Regions from separate parts of the Homo sapiens genome. Here region 2 is linked to region 1. A link is an interaction called in ENCODE POLR2A ChIA-PET data of the cell type or tissue named here. Cell type or tissue: B cell. All regions are shown on one strand. Each heading gives the region's core, and the rest is flanking DNA. Links, peaks and the distances in the headings are about the cores only. Region 1 has its middle 25 kb from the start of ARHGAP25. Region 2 overlaps ARHGAP25 (Rho GTPase activating protein 25).

Region 1 (2,916 bases), core at 86-2,585:
TGGTAGGAAATAACTGAGACCATACATTTGTAAGGCATCTATCTGGCCAAGGTCATGGACATAGCCTAGAGCCTTGAAATCATTTTTCTTGGGGAGCTCTAACTAGTGTAAATAGTGCTCTGGCCAATGACAACCAACCTTTTAGTCTCTGAATCGACATGAAAAAATCTCTTCTTTTGCCAGGGATGGATTTGATCCATAGACCTCAGGACTATGGGCTCAGTGTGCTCTGTGTGTCATTCAGCACTGTGCCCTGGCTTCCCTGCCATCATGCACAATGAATGGCTGTGAACAGGTTGGGAGTTGTTGGGAAAGGCTAAGACCTGTCTTCCCAGTTGATGTGGACCGGACTTTCCTACCAGCTCACATTTGGCAAGAAGATGGCCCTCGATGTGTACAAAGCTCAGATGCAATTTTGTCACTGGGTGGGTCAGCTGGCTGCTCACCAGCTTCAGAAAGAATGCAGTGGAACTAGGAAAATCTTTAGGGACAAGAAATAAGAAAGCTCAAGATGAGAAAGCAGCAAGATCTTTGGAAATTTGGGTATATTGCTGAAAATCTCTCGGAATTGCTGTTATTGGTTCCTGAAAATCTTTTAGGAGAATAGGAACCATGAAGAAAAGATAACATAATTAATAACATTTTTGTTGTTGTTCGAGGAAACAAAGCTATAGGTCCCATTTAAATAACCAAACATATTGAGTCAGGTTGATCAACCGTTCTCCATTTCTTTCCCTACTAAGCCTGAATAAGTGATATAGGTTTAAACTATGGCAGTCAGAGTTTGCATTAAACCTAACACATAGCTTCGGGACCAGAGTAAACATGCCTCAGTCTTATTTCTTTGTGGGGTGGGCTGGAGAATCTGTGTTTGAATTTGGACTTGCCACGGGGAGGCCCCTCTTCCGTTCTCATCTTTTGAATCACCAGGTTCCTTGAGAAGCCAAGATCTGTCTTCCTAGTTGATGTGGACCGGACTTTCCTACCAGCTCACATTTGGCAGGAAGCTGGCCCTCCATGTGTACAAAGCTCAGGATGGGATCCTGAGGGGACAGGTGGTTTTCTGAAAGACCAGCAGAGGGAGCTAAGAAACAAGAGTTTTTTCCTTTTGTCAACTATTCCCAGTGGTTACCGATGTGGATAAACAGTCTTTTCTCTACCAGGTTATGATCTGGAACATATTAAACCAAGATCCAAACACCCCGTAATTTGGCAAGTGAGTGTGCCTTGTGTATCAGTCACTCTGTGCCTCCCTGAGCCAGCCATGTGGTCTTTGTCTCTGAGTGCTAGGAGGACAAATGCAACACAGGCCAGTCTATGTGGATGTCTGCACTGCTTTATGATCCTCCTGGGGTGGAGGCAAAGAGAGCAGAACCCAATCGCATTTTGGATTATGAGACTGTTTCGCCAATAGATTTCTCCTCAATTCTTTTGTTCTAATAAATTAAAGAATGGCTTTCCTTAAGGTAATAGTGTTAACCCTTCTGAGATGCTTTATAAAAGAGTCTGATGACAATCTCTTCATAAAGGAAGCAGCCAATTACCCAGGGCAGATAGCACGGGGTTGATTTTATGTTAGGTCAGTCAGCAAATGGACCAATCAGGTAATTTACAAATTAAAAAAAAATAGCCATAGAAAGGCAGGAAAAAAATAATAATTCAACCCAGAATTGCAATTGTAAAGAGAAAAAGAAATGCTTTTTAAAAAGTACATAAATTTGAATTCTCGAAGAAATTCATCTATGAACAGAATCCATTAAATCTCCAAACAAATGGACTAATAACAATAATTTTGCACTAATGGAAGACCTCCAGATTATTTCCTGGGCATTAGTGGGGAATGATGACTAGAACCAAATGGAACATAAGTATTATTTGAATCAGTCTTTATTCTTCAGATGTGAATGAAATAATGATTATGGACTGAATTGGGCTAAAAATAACTACAGAGCTTTTATTTATTTACTTACAGAGTCTCCTGCAATGATTCAGACTTGGCTTTACTGGCTTCTTCCATAGATAAGCACCAGCCTAGGAGCTCTCAAAGTTGTTCCAGCTAAAGGACACACTCAGCTTTTGGTCTACAGTGACTTCCAGCCTAAGTGGCTCTGGACACTGCTGGAACCCCCCGCTCCATCTCCCTCCATAAATATGTCTCTGCAGCAGGTGAGTGACAGCTCCTTCTCAGAAGGTCAGAGTCCTCAGTCATCTGGTGATTTCACAAGGCTCAAATATTTGGTCCCTGACATAAACTTGGTGGCTTTTTCTAGTTCTTATATAACTGAGAGTTAGCTAGGGGGCTGCCTGCTGCTTGAGATGGAGGCAAAATTGGCTTCAACTCTCTAATAAATGGGCCTATGGAAAGTGAAAACCAAGATCTCTGCTACATCTCTCTAGTGTGGACTCACCTTATATGGTTCTCAGAGTCTTTTCTGCCTCCTTGGACTTCCACTTCCTCCCTGGTTGTCTAGGTCATCCTATGTCAAACTTGAACTTGGCCTTTTAAGTTTCCACCACAACAAAATCATTCATACAGAATGCAGCCCCCTCCCTCTCAATGGCACCCATTTAACTTGCCTTCTTTTCTGTGCTGAATTTGCCGAGGAAATCCAATGTCTTCTCCTTTTATTTGTAGTGCATTCAGCTGCTTTCTCTTCAGCCTTGGTGCTGACCTTCATGAACATCCATGGTGCTGGTTGTGGTGGATGGGGGAGGAATGGAGGTGAATTTTCCCATAAGTCCTTCTCAAAGTATTTCCAAAGGGGAAGAGTGACTTTGCTAAGATAAATTTTGGTGCAAACCACAGGTTGATATTTTGCCAACCTCATTATGATGATTTTAACTCAATTATTAGTATTTATTTTCATTTTGAGATGGAGTCTTGCTCTGTCACCCAGGCTGGAGTGCAATGGCATG
Region 2 (2,916 bases), core at 117-2,616, 80 kb after region 1:
TGGGTTTCACAACTCAAGAATTTGAGCTCTCTGGGAATCCTGGTGATGTTTCCACATTTGAGGAGGGTCCTGACTAAAGAAAACGGATGCAAAAACTATCTGAAATTAACAAACACGTGAATCTAGTAAGTTTCCCTGCCTTTATAAAAATATGAAAAAACCGACAGGTATGAGTTCTCAAGTTAACATTTTCCTTCAACTTTTTAGGAGCACGCCTACTTGTGTCAACTCCAGATAACCTTAAATATATAGTTATGTATTGACTGTGTGGCCTGTTATTTTGGAAATTATTTAGGGAGGCTTTCGTAGTTTGAATATTAAATATTTATTTCATTGGCCTACAGCTTCCTTCAGAAATTTCAAGAATATCACAATAATTTTGTGGAAAGTAAAGAAAAAATATTCCACCAGAGGCATTTTATGTTTATCTTTCATCTACTGTTTACATCTACACACTTTTTTCAGAATGGCTTAAGCATTTTCCCCAAGTTGCTATGGAATCTTTTTCTTTTTTTTTTTTCCGAGACGGAGTCTTGGTCTGTCGCCCAGGATGGAGTGCAGTGGCGTGATCTCGGCTCACTGCAAGCTCCACCTCCCAGGTTCACACCATTCTCCTGTCTCAGCCTCCTGAGTAGCTGGGACTACAGGCGCCTGCCACCATGCCTGGCTAATCTTTTTTTGTATTTTTTTTAGTAGAGACGGGGTTTCACCATGTTGGCCAGGATGGTCTCGATCTCCTGGCCTCGTGATCCACCCGCCTCGGCCTCCCAAAGTGCTGGGATTACAGGCGTGAGCCACCGTGCCCGGCCTGGAATCTTAATTGATACATTTCAGCATTTATTTGGTTACAAATAGAAATTGTATCCAATGATGTTAAACAACCAAGAAAGATTTGCTGGTTAGATACATTAGCTTCTCAAAGCAACCAAGAGCAGGAACTGCCAAGAGGTTTTATAAGAGTCTGGGACCAAGAAAGGGGACATTAGCATTGATTTTATCCTGTCTGTTTCTCTGGGAGCACATGACCTGCAGGTACATAATTAGGCCACATGCTGGAAAATCTTAGCTGTGACCATCCTTATTGCGCTGGATTATGAGATTGTGAGCCACCCTTTTCTGTTTTCTCCAGTCCAGTGCTTTAAGCTATCTGCATAGACAAGGGTAGTGGATGTTGCCTAATCATGCACCTGCTCTCTGAGTCAAAATGGTATCCGTGTACTTTCACTAGGTTCTGTGGCTACTGTGATGCTTGGCTGAGCCTTGCCGTAGTGAACTGCTGTACTCTGTCATGATACACATGGGGATTTCACCCTCACCGCACCCCGAGACCACCACCCTGAGAAGCAAGTCAAGCATGAGTCCTGTAGGCGGTGGAAAGTCCAGCGAAGGGGAAATCAGAGTGCAACAGCACTTATTTATTCAAAGAACAGTGTTGCCTCTGATACAGCATCTCAGATTATTATTATTATTATTATTTTGAGATGGAGTCTCACTCTGTCTCCCAGACTGGAGTGCACTGGCATGATCTCGGCTCACTGCAACCTCCGCTTCCAGGGTTTGAGCGATTCTCCTACCTCAGCCTTCTGAACAGCTGGGATTACAGGCATGTGCCACCACACCCAGCTAATTTTTGTATATTTAGTAAAGACAGGGTTTCACCTTGTTTTGGCCAGGCTGGTCTCGAACTCCTGACCTTAGGTGATCCACCACCTCGGCTTCCCAAAGTGCTGGGATTACAGGCATGAGCCACCGTGCCCAGCCACGTTTAAAGTTACTAACCAAAATCATAGATCCCGGAATGTGAGGGCATTTTTAAGACAGTATAGAGTCTCATTTGAGGCCACTGGACAAATCAGACATTTGTTCTTCCTATTTGTAAGTTAGGGAATGTTGGCCTTAAAGGGACAAATGACGTGTCCCGTGGGCCCAGGAGGTGAGGGGCAGGGCCAGGGCTCTTTTGCCACAGCACATTACCACTTGGAAAGAATCTCTAACGTGGGTTGACTAGATGGGAAAGACATGCCTCCCAAATATTGTGAAGTCACTGAGACATGTGGCTGCCACCTCTTTCTAGCCCTTTGTGAAACTTTCTTTTTCCAACCAGAGCCTGCCCCCTTCCCACCACCTTCACTACTACCACCCCAAAGGAGATGGAATCCTTTCTTGTCAAATTACAGCACTAACCTTGAAACTCATCTCCACACGTTCACCCCTGCCTTCTTACAGTCTGTTTTCGACAGAGCGGCCAGAGTGAGCCTGTTAAACCTGTCTTATCAAGATTCTTCTCAGCTCAACATTCTCTGATAGCTTCCTTTCTCACTCAGAGTAAAAGTCAAGGCTTTATAATGATCTTACAGTGCACAGTCTGCCCACCGCCTCCCCTCCCGCATTTCCCTTCTGACCTTCTCCCGTGCTCATTTCACTCTAGCTTCACCAGCCTCCTCAAACATCCTACCCGTGTTCCTGCCTCCAGGCCCTTGCACTTGCTGTTTCCTTCGCTGGGAATCCTCTTTCCCCAGGTAGCTGCATGGCTTGGTCCCTTACCGTCTTCAGGTCTTTGATCAAACATCACCTTAGTAGGCCTTCCTCTATGATTCTGTTTAACGTTGGACCCCTTCCTTACCCCTCAGTTCTGCCTCGCTTTGCTCCTTGGCACATAACCTCTTCTAACATGCTAAATATTTCACTCATTTGTTTTGTTCCTAGCTAGACTCCCCTCACTGGAATGAAAGCTTCAATCTACTTGGCAGGAATTGTTTTTCTCTTTTTTGTGCAGTACCATATCCTAGAATCTAAACAGTGCTCAATAAAGATTTATTAATCGAATGGGTGAAAGAATCAAGTCATTTTCCCATAGCAGCACTATGTTCAGCTCCCTCAGTAGGCTCTTCTCTGTTAGATGATGATCAGCTTATC

What was found. Peaks named below come from ENCODE experiments on the same cell type or tissue, not always from the same donor. Only the 100,000 strongest peaks of a DNase experiment are listed, where the experiment ranks them.
Region 2: POLR2A ChIA-PET joins it to region 1 with 7 read pairs; 3 of 35 experiments call an interaction of 5 or more read pairs at or near these places.

What each region holds. Positions count from the first base shown.
Region 1 is chr2:68,708,533-68,711,448 of GRCh38, forward strand. It overlaps a transcript of ARHGAP25 not described here. Among named protein-coding and RNA genes, the nearest start is that of ARHGAP25, 25 kb to the right of the region's middle. In B cell, for the core only: a CTCF peak has its summit at 1,101 (motif pointing right); a DNase peak (open chromatin) is centred at 1,159.
Region 2 is chr2:68,788,529-68,791,444 of GRCh38, forward strand. All of the region lies in intron 4 of ARHGAP25 (Rho GTPase activating protein 25), which reads left to right. Among named protein-coding and RNA genes, the nearest start is that of LINC01888, 42 kb to the right of the region's middle. RefSeq lists an enhancer at 1,347-1,406. In B cell, for the core only: no CTCF peak of the experiment used is centred there; DNase peaks (open chromatin) are centred at 1,273, 2,133 and 2,193; H3K4me3 peaks cover 1,401 bases; H3K27ac peaks cover 2,500 bases.